Regions from separate parts of the Homo sapiens genome. Here region 2 is linked to region 1. A link is a loop called in an ENCODE intact Hi-C map of the cell type or tissue named here. Cell type or tissue: OCI-LY7. All regions are shown on one strand.

Region 1 (5,000 bases):
GTAGCTCACACCTGTAATCCCAGCACTTTGGGAGGCCAAGGCACTTTAGGTCAGGAGTTCAGACAAGCCTGACCAATACGGAGGGAAACCCCATCTCTATTAAAAATACAAAAATTAGCTGGCTGTGGTGGTGTGTGCCTGTAATCCCAGCTACTCGGGAGGCTGAGGCAGGAGGATCACTTGAACCCGGGAAGTGGAGGTTGCAGTGAGCCAAAACTCCGCCTCAAAAAAAAAAAATCCTCCTTATGAGGCCACTGGGGTCAACAGGATAACATTTAAGTCAATTTAAGCAGCACCTTGTTGCTAATGTTGGTGGCAAACTGGTCCTGATGGTATCCTTCCCTGCCCTCCCTGAGCTGTTCTTTCCTCGTGCCCACTCTATCTGAAGAGAGAACAGGGAAGGCACCAAGGGATGACCCAAGTGGGCACTGTGTCTGCTTTTCCACAACGCCCCCTCTGCCAGCAGCAGCCTCCCTGACGAGGGCACACAGAGACCTCAGCATGCAGAACTCACTTTCCAGAGAGTTCTTGGTCGTTGGATCCTTGGCATCTTTGTTGCTTCTGGCTCTCAGGTTCTGCAGAGAGAAAAGCGCATGTTCACACAGATGACAGAAGCAGCTTTGATGATGCAGACAGTTCCCCCTTTGGCAACAATTTCAGCTTTCCCTCACTACAACAAACCCCAGGTGCATTCTGAGCTGATAATGAAGTCACAGGGTGTGCAGGGACCCACGAGCAAGCCGAGCACGCAGGATGCCCTGGATGCTGCGGTCCACCTGGGACAGGGCTTCTCAGCCAGGTCACTGTTGACATTTTGGGCTACAGATTCTCTGAGCAGCTGTCCTGGGCACCTTAGGGTGCTGAGCAGCTGCCCTGGCCTCTACCTATAGGTACAGGAGCACGTCTGCCTTCCTGCTGTTTTGACAACCAAAATGTCTCCAGGCATTGCCAAGTGTCCCTTGTGAACAAAATCACGCCTGGCTGAGATCCTCTGACACAGAGGATCCTGTAAATGGAGGCCAACAGGAGCATGCTCCTAAACACACGTCACTGTTTTCTTGGGGCAATTAGACAGCATGCAGGGGGCTGCCAGTTCCGAAGAGCACCCATCTTTGGAGACGGCCAGGGCAGGCCCACCACTGCAGACTGACACTGGATTATACCTCCACCTGCCCTCTCCGGATCTGCAAGTGTACTTACTAAAAAATGAGGTGCTAAGATTCCCAGGGCAAAAGCAGGGCTTGTAAGTGAATAGCCTAGGCTGTTTTGATACAATTGTGTTGAAAGCATCACTGGAGAAGTGCAGAATAAAAGATCCCTGTGTGCCTAAAATCCTCTGGGAAGGAGCTGAGATTAATTCCTGGTACTAAGCTTCTGAACAAAAGCATAAACAGAGACAGAAGAGGTTCTGAGGTTGCTCTGCCAACCTCTTGTGCTGCAGGAAACATCTCAAGACCAGACGAAAGTGTTTTCCAGCTCACTGGGGCCAAACGCTGCCATGCACTTTGGTACCTTTCCTGAGAGTTTAACAGCCCTCGCAGTGACTGTTCTTCTGTATATCTGACTCAGCAGTTCCCAAAGGGTGTAAGGGGGTGGGAGAGCCAAACAAAAGACTGCAAAAACCAGGTGCTGGGCTCACAAGAGCCTGGGAGGCGGCCCACGTGTCCGTGGACAGTGTGATGCTTGGGAGTTATCTAGGAGCTCCAGGAAAACCTGCCTCAAGAAAACTTGTGAGTTTGGTTTAACCCTGCATTTCCCAAACTGGCCTGACTCCCAAAGCCCTTTTCATGTAATTCCTATTCCTACCGTCTGGAGAGCTGGTGTTCCATGGAACCAGATCTAACTGGATGCTGCCCATCTCTCAGGACTGTCCCAGGAGAAGACGGACACTACTCCACTCCTTCCTGTACTTGAGGGTGATCTTCGAACTCCCACGCCTGAGCACTGACCCCCCAACACCTCTGCAGGGCTTGCTGCTTTCTCTTCCTTGCGTTTGACTCTGCTTTCTTTGGGTGGCTCCAATTCCTCTGGGTCTTTTTTGAAACACAGAGAACCAAAGTGCATGTCGCCCTGATGGTGCAGGTGCCACAAACTTTCACGGTGGGTCGGTTTGCAGCTGGTCCTGAGCCCCATCCCACTCCCTGCATCTCAACCATGGCTCAGAATCCACTGGTGCATGGTTGGTGGCACCACGTGATCCCCAGGTGGCGTCCCATGGTGTTTCCTCCCTCCTCTGCAGAAACCTGTCTGGGTGGACTTGAACTTGCCCGCTTAACTGTAACCTGTTCTTAAAAGATCAGGTCCCTGATTTGTCAAGGTCACTTGAAATTCGATGCCACCATTCCAGCTGTGGGGGAGGAGGGTTGCTCATTTAATGAAAAAGGAAAAGAGAACAGATTGAATGGTCCAGAGGGAGGCTGGCAGTGGGGAGGGAGCTGGAGCCCCGGATACATGCAGAGCCTGTTACCAGCAGCACCTGGCGGAGCAGGGTGCCCCACAGACTCTGGAAGAACAGAGCGGCAGGTACTGTCACCACTGGAGACATCAGAGCGAAGCCCGTGATGCTCCATCCGGTGATAAACAATAAGACGGCACAAAGCCTCAGCAACAAAGCCCAGGGGTGACAGCTGAGGGTGTCCCAGCAAGGGTGACCGCATTCACTCCCTATTTCTAGTGCCCATGCCTCTTTCTAACCCTGCGGTTCTCACACGGAGGGCTTTCTGCTCAGAACCCTTGCTGGGTGGGGGAAAGCCAAGTCAGAAGGCAAAGCTACAGCGAGATGGGGGGCTCATGAAGAGGCAAGGGCCTCCAAAGAGGAAAATGTCGCAGAGTGACCACCAGGCAGACACAGGCTGGAGAAGGGCAGAAAGAACCCCAGTCTGGAGTGCAGACCCAGGGGTGTGGCTGGGTTCTGGTTCTGGCTGGGCCACCAGCCTTCTGAATGGCCCATTCATGGTCTCTGTTTCTGAATGACTCTTTCGAGGCCCTGGGCGCTAACACCACATGGTTTGAGGTTTCAGCTTCCTGGGGCTAAATGCAGGCAGGGAGTCAGCAGCCTCTCAGACCTGGGGCCTGGGTTAGTGCAGCTCCAACCTGTCGCTTTGCTCCCCACATGGGTCCACAGAGCACAGGTGCCATGAGCCCTCGCCCCACGGCGCTAGCCCCTCAATGCTTCCTCAATGCTCTCAAGGTCTCTGGCAGGCTAGAAAAGGAAGAGTGGGCCACCTCCGGCCTCGCCTCCAGTGCCAGGTACAAAGTCAGCCTCAGGACTCTTGTGGAGAGAGCTGCTCACAGGCAGAACTACAGACACCCCTCACTGCAGACAGACAGTGCAAAGAGTGTCCCCGGAACTCGGCAACCCCCAGAATCAGGCCCTCGCCCCCGGGGAGGCAGGACGCCCTGTGGGCTGCTCCTTCGGTCTGCGCACAACAGCATCCCCAGCACAGGGCTGACGCAACGAACCCAACAGAATCTGGAAACAGCTGGGGTTCACGACCAGATCTTGATCTGGTGCACTCTGTTCTCCTCGGGAGGTGGAGGGTACAGGTGGGAGTCAGCGGTGCACCTGTCTGAACGGCATCAAGGCATTACCTCGGAGATTTCTGCAAACTGAGCATTGGCCTGACAGCACTTCTCAGCCATTTCCATGGCAACTCCGTAGTTGTCCACGAAGGCCCGGTACACACCCAGCTGGCTGGCCTGAGGGGGAGGAAGGAAGAGAGAGTGGGACAGGTGCTGCTGCTCCCCCATCTTTCTGAAGAGCAGGCTCCCGTGCACAGCTCTGCAGAAACTCCAGGGACAGCAGACGGCACACAGGCTGCAGAGGCCTCGGCGCTTCCGTGCTGCTCCCTCCCACCTGCTCCCCTCCCCACGCACCCAGCACACTTCCCGCTCCCAAAATGACATGCTGAGAAGTGACTCACGGCGCCAGGCAGGTAACAGTTCCCTTCCAGAGCTACTTATTCCTCCCACCCCATTCGCTGAAATGGTGCCATGAGCGGCAGCTGAAGTTTGAGGTTGTCAGTGAATCTGGACAAGTGTCTGTGCTCAGCACTTTCCCATTCTGGCTGCAAGAGTGTACCCTGGACACAGAGGTCACCCCCTTTCCCACCCATGGTGTTCCACGCATGTCCAGTCCCTTCAGACACATAAGAAATGCCAAGTCCGGCCGTCTTTGCAGAAGAGAGCCTCCCACTGCACAGACACAAGCCCATCCTGGGCCTGGTGAGGGTGCTCAGGTGTCATGCTACACACCTGGTGGGGGGAGACCGACCGGCTGTAAGGCGAGAGGTGTTGTTTGTTCTTTATTAAACCAATGGCAATAATAGATCTCCTCACTGCACCTCCAGCTCAGACACACACTCGATTCAGCAACAACTTGTGTGAGTGCAGCAGACACTGCCATCTCTGGGCCCCACAACACCTTTATGGGCAGCGAGGGAAAAATCAGCAAACCTAGGCCTGGGGAGTATAAGGGCAGACCCAGGAGATGCACTGGTCAGGGCTGGAGACTCCCACTGTAGCTGACTGCAAGCTGGAAGCCCAAGGCATTCACGGCTCCTGGTGTTTGTTTTGTGTCAAACCTAAATTTTATTTCCATGTGCATTTGCATTTATATTGAATTTTATGTTTCTACAGATGACAATCCCAGATGCTGGATAAACCAGGCACCCTTGGCACTGTCTGATCTTCTGGCCCTGCTCCCTACAAGGGCTGCAAGAAGGGTCTTAGAGTGTACGAGGAAAGGGTAGCAGCTGGAAGACACCTGCCAGGCCCCTGCCATGCTGACCACCTGGAGGAGTCCTTGCATCCTCCAATTCTAGGTTCTTCCTCATCCGTGCAGTGATGAGGCCCAGAGCTCTTCCTTCTTTCCCTCCTCCCTCCTTTGCAAGTCACTGAGTGCCTCCCAGCCTTGGTACAAAGCAGCCAAGGGCCTGCTTTAGGCCTTGTCACCGCAGTGGTAAACAATTCAGACACGGCGCTGCCCTCTGAAGCTGGTG
Region 2 (5,000 bases), 61 kb after region 1:
CTGTACAATTCTATTTATATGACATTCGGAAAAGTGCTAAACTGTAAGGGGAGAAAGCACATCAGTGGTGTCGTGGGCTGCAAGTAGGAGAAATGCCTACAAGGAACAAGGGGTAATGCAAGTTTCTGGGGTGATAGGCCTGCTGTGTATCTTGATGAAGGTAATGGCTACAGAACGCTGTCACACCTCACAGAACAGTATACCAAGAGTGACTTTCATTGTCTGTAAATTACACCTGAATGCACATACGTGCACATATACAACCATCAAATGACATCATGACATCTTTCAAGCCTTTAATTTTTTTTTTTTTTTTCTTTTTGAGACAGGGTCTTACTCTGTCACCCAGGCTGGAGTACAGTGGCACAATTGTGGCTCACCGCAACCTCGACCTCCCGGGCTCAAGCTATCTTCCCACCTCAGTTTCTCAAGCGGCCAGGACTATAGGTCCATGCCACCATGCCCAGCTAATTTTCAAATTTTTTTGTAGAGATGGGGTCTCACTTTGTTGCCCAGGCTGCTCTCAAATTCCTGGGCTCAAGCAATCCTCCTGCCTCAGCCTCCCGGTAATACAGGTGTGAGCTGCTGTGCCCAGCCTAAGTCTTTAAGATGTTTGAAAAAGAACAGATAATTCACAAGATATGTATTTTTGTTTTACCTTCAACCCATAATTTCTTTTTTCTAGGGTAAAAATTACTATAATTGGAAATTTGTTGAAACAGTAAAGGAAGTTAGTTGAAAAACAAATAGCTGTTAAGTGGGTGAGGGGCAAATAATGTAAAAATCTGATATGTGAAAAATACCATTGAGTAGGGGCGCAGTGGTGCATGTCTGTAATCACAGTTACTCAGGGGGCTAAGGCAGGAGGATGGCCTGAGGCCAGGAGGTTGAGACCAGCCTGGGCAACACAGCAAGACCCCATCTCTAAAAAAATTAAAAAATAGGCTGGGCGCGGATCACAAGGTCAGGAGATCAAGACCATCCTGGCTAACACGGTGAAACCCCGTTTCTACTGAAAATACAAAAAATTAGCCAGGTGTGGTGGCGGGTGCCTGTAGTCCCAGCTACTTGGGAGGCTGAGGCAGAATGGTGTGAACCCGGGAGGCAGGGGAGGTTGCAGTGAGCCGAGATCGCGCCACTGCACTCCAGCCTGGGCAACAGAGCGAGACTCCATCTCAAAAAAATAAAATAAAAATGAATAAATAAATTAGCAAACAAGCCACGAAATTTGTACACCCATGTTCCTGCCAACATTATTCACAACAGCCAAAAGGTGGAGGCAACCCAAGTGTCTACTGGCAGAGAGATGGATAAACAAAATGTGTGTCTACCAATGGAATATTATTCAGCTTTAAAAAGAAAAGAGATTCTTTTTTTTTGAGACAGAGTCTCACTCTGTAGCCCAAGCTGGAGTGCAGTGGCGTGATCTCGGCTCACTGCAACCTTCACCTCTGGGGCTCAAGCGATTCTCCTGCCTCAGCCTCCCAAGTAGCTGAGACTAGAGGCGTGTGCCACCACACCCGGTTCATTTTTTTGTATTTTTAGTAGAGATGGGGTCTCATGATGTTGTCCTGGGTGGTCTTGAACTCCTGAGCTCAGGTGATCCACACTTCGGCCTACCAAAGTGCTGGGATTACAGGCGTGAGCCACCGCGCCCGGCTAAAAGAAAGGAGATTCTAATGCATGCTACAACACCGATGAACCTTGAGGACATGACGTTACGTGAAATAAGCCAGGAACAAAAGACGAAGGCTATATGAATCCACTCATATGAAGTACCTCGATTAGCCAAATCCATACAGAAAGTAGAACAGTGGTTGCCGCGGGGAGGGGAAATGGAAAGCCTATATTTAATGAGTCCAGAAGCTTTTTTTGGTTTGTTTTTAGACGGAGTCTCGCTCTGTTGCCCAGGCTGGAGTGCAGTGGACCGATCTCAGTTCGCTGCAACCTCCGCCTCCCGGGTTCAAGCGATTCTCCTGCCTCAGCCTCCTGAGGAGCTGGGATTACAGGCGCCCGCTACCATGCCTGGCTAATTATTTTGTATTTTTAGTAGAGACGGGGTTTCACCACGTTGGCCAGACTGGTCTTGAACTCCTGACTTCAGGTGGTCTGCCCGCCTCGAACTCCCAAAGTGCTGGGATTATAGGCATGAGCCACAGTGCCTGGCTGAGTCCAGAGTTTTTGTTGTACAAGACAAAAACATTCAGTGACAGATGGTGATGGCTGAACAACATGAACATACTCAACACCACTGAACTGTGTTATTTTTAAATGGTTAAGATGGTAAATGTTACATGTATTTTACCTTGATTAAAAAAAAAACATAAAATCAAATGAAAAATCCCAATGACTATCTCCCACAGTCCACCATGCATGCTCTGGGCCTGGTAAGTGGGGGTCACAAACTTCAACCCGCACCAGACAGAGCTTCAGTGTCACACAGACACGGCACAGGTGAAAGGGACAAGGCCCTCGAGGGGGAAGGGCTGCTCTCCTGCACTGCCAGCCGGGTGGGTTCCAGCCCAAGGTTCTCACAAATGCCAGAGGGCCCAATTGAGGTTTCTGAACAGCTGCCCACACAAGCCTCACGGGGTACCAACTGAAGCATGAAGCTCTGCAAACACGAAGCTCCAGCGTGTCTGTTTTGCACAGACACAAAACATCATTCTGTCTAGACAGGTGCTCGGCAACAGGAGACCAGGAGCCAATGAGCCAAAGCAAAGGTGGGTACAGATGGGCACACCTGCCTCAGCCAGGGCAGCCGGGGTCTGCTGTCCAGCTGTGTGTATGGGGTGCATAGGCCATCAGGTGTCACAGGCACACACGGGGTGTAGGGCACTGAGCAGGGCCTATGGCAGTCGCACACTCCATGCTCACTCCATCCTCCATGCAGAAGTCTTCTCTGGCCTCTGGGGGTCAACACCAGACCACCCCACATCATCACTAGCTGGTCTCTCACCCCAACACCATATGCCAGCTATCCCAAGTGTCTGAGAAACCTGTGGCAGGCCAGGCTGTTAGGCTCTTTCATTCCTTTGTGACAGTCCCTGCTTAGAAGGCCTCTCCTCCTCCCCTACAATGGCCTAACATACTCCTTTTGTTTGTTTTGTTTTTCAGAGACAGGGTCTGTCTCTGTCGCCCAGGCTAGAGTGCAGTGGTGCAATCACAGCTCAATGTAGCCTCAAACTCCTGGGCTCAAGCGATCCTCCCAACTCAGCCTCCAGAGTAGCTGGAACTACAGGTGTGCACCAAAACACCTGGCTAATTTTTAATTTTTTGTAAAGACAGCGTCTTGCTATGTTGCTTAGGCTGGTTTTGAACTCCTGGGCTCAAGCGACCCTCCCAACTCAGCCTCCCAAAGTACTGGGATTACAATATACTCCTTTTGAGTCCATTCAAGATCCAACTAATGGGCCATCCTCTCCTTAATGTCTTCCTTCTGCTAACCCAGCAGAGTCAGTCACTTCTCAGTGCCTGGTTGGTACTCACTTCCATCCCAGCACCCCTTTATCAGCTGTTTTTAATATATGTCTATGGGTTCCTTGAGGTCAAGGACAAAGTCAAGGCCTAAGCATTGTGCTTGGACCCCAGTAGGTGTCACATCAACTTCAAATGAACAGATGAATGGTTGGAGGATGAATGGATGGATGAATAGGTGATGACTGAATGGATGCATGTTTGGATGGATGAGTGAATAATGGATAGTTCAATGTTGAATGGATGGATGGTTGGCTGGATGTTAGACAGATGATGGATGGATGGATGGAGGGAGGGAGGGAGGGAGGGAGGGAGGGAGGAATGAATGGATGACAGAGGGATGAATAGATTTAGTTGGATGGATGATGAATAAAGAATAGTTAAATGGATGGTTGTATGACTGGTTGGATGGATGGGTGGATAGATAAATAGATAAATGTTTGGATCTTGGATTGATGATGAATAGATGGATAGATGGATGGCTTGGATGAATGATGGAATGGCTCAAGCACAGCTACCCCTTTCTCAGGAACATCTGCTGCTAGGAAATAAGAGGAGCAAGTTTGCTCATCTTGGGGCTTGAAAAGGTTTCTGAGTTTTAACACCCTGTTCTCTCAATGTGGAAGGGTTTTTTGGTAACTTTAATCAATGAATGACTATTTTCTTAACTTTTTTTTTTTTTTTTGAGACGGAGTCTCGCTATGTTGCCCAGGCTGGAGTGCAGTGGCACAATCTCGGCTCACTGCAAGCTCCGCCTCCTGGGTTCATGCCATTCTCCTGCCTCAGCCTCCCGAGTAGCTGGGATTACAGGTGCCCGCCACCACGCCCGGCTACTTTTTTTTTGTATTTTTAGTAGAGACATGGTTTCACCGTGTAAGCCAGGATGGTCCCGATCTCCTGACCTCGTGATCCGCCCACCTTGGCCTCCCAAAGTGCTGGGATTACAGGCGTGAGCCACCGCCCCCAGCCTATTTTCTTAGCTTTTTATCCTGGAAAATTTCAAACAAATACAAAAGTAAGAGCACAGCATCATGAATGCCCATTACCCCATCATTTGGCTTCAACGATTATTAGCTCATGGCCAGCCTTGTTTCAGGGAATATTCATTCAGCCCTGGGAAGCAGCAGGAAACAGGGAAGAGAAAGGGAAGTTAGAAACCAAGTGACCATCTCTCATCCAGCTTTTCCTCCTCCGGCAACTTCTCTGAGGAAAGAATCCTCATGGGGTTTGGAAGACTACCCTACCTGCCTCACAGGTTCTATAGGAGAGAAGCTCCTGTGAGCTCCTGAGCACAGATGTGAGACGCCCACACCTGGCTCTGTCATCGATTGCATCACCACCAGGCATTTGGAGGCAGCTCGCTGTGAAACACAGGTTGGCAAACTGCAGCCCACAGGCCAAATCCAGCCCACTGCCACCTGTTTTCATGTGACCTAGGCCTTAAGAATGCTCTTTATAGTTTCACATGCTCACATTCCAAATGGTTATGTAAGTATCCACAAAGTAGCATCGATTTTGCCTCT

What was found. A loop is a pair of places that touch in the nucleus more often than their neighbours do. Peaks named below come from ENCODE experiments on the same cell type or tissue, not always from the same donor. Only the 100,000 strongest peaks of a DNase experiment are listed, where the experiment ranks them.
Region 2: a loop joins it to region 1, with 8 times the contacts of the local background. A loop is called at or near these places in 8 of 110 quality-filtered maps.

Annotation. Positions count from the first base shown.
Region 1 is chr22:23,267,107-23,272,106 of GRCh38, reverse strand. It overlaps BCR (BCR activator of RhoGEF and GTPase), which reads right to left. Exons shown (of 23, transcript NM_004327.4): 5 at 3,592-3,699; 6 at 515-575. Among named protein-coding and RNA genes, the nearest start is that of LINC02556, 57 kb to the left of the region's middle. RefSeq lists a silencer at 2,897-2,946 and an enhancer at 2,321-2,991. In OCI-LY7, no CTCF peak of the experiment used is centred here; DNase peaks (open chromatin) are centred at 2,146, 2,556, 3,046, 3,606 and 3 weaker places; H3K4me3 peaks cover 4,012 bases; H3K27ac peaks cover 4,842 bases.
Region 2 is chr22:23,205,739-23,210,738 of GRCh38, reverse strand. The region is part of intron 1 of BCR (BCR activator of RhoGEF and GTPase); the gene reads right to left. Among named protein-coding and RNA genes, the nearest start is that of BCR, 28 kb to the right of the region's middle. In OCI-LY7, no CTCF peak of the experiment used is centred here; DNase peaks (open chromatin) are centred at 2,608 and 4,829; H3K4me3 peaks cover 772 bases; H3K27ac peaks cover 2,390 bases.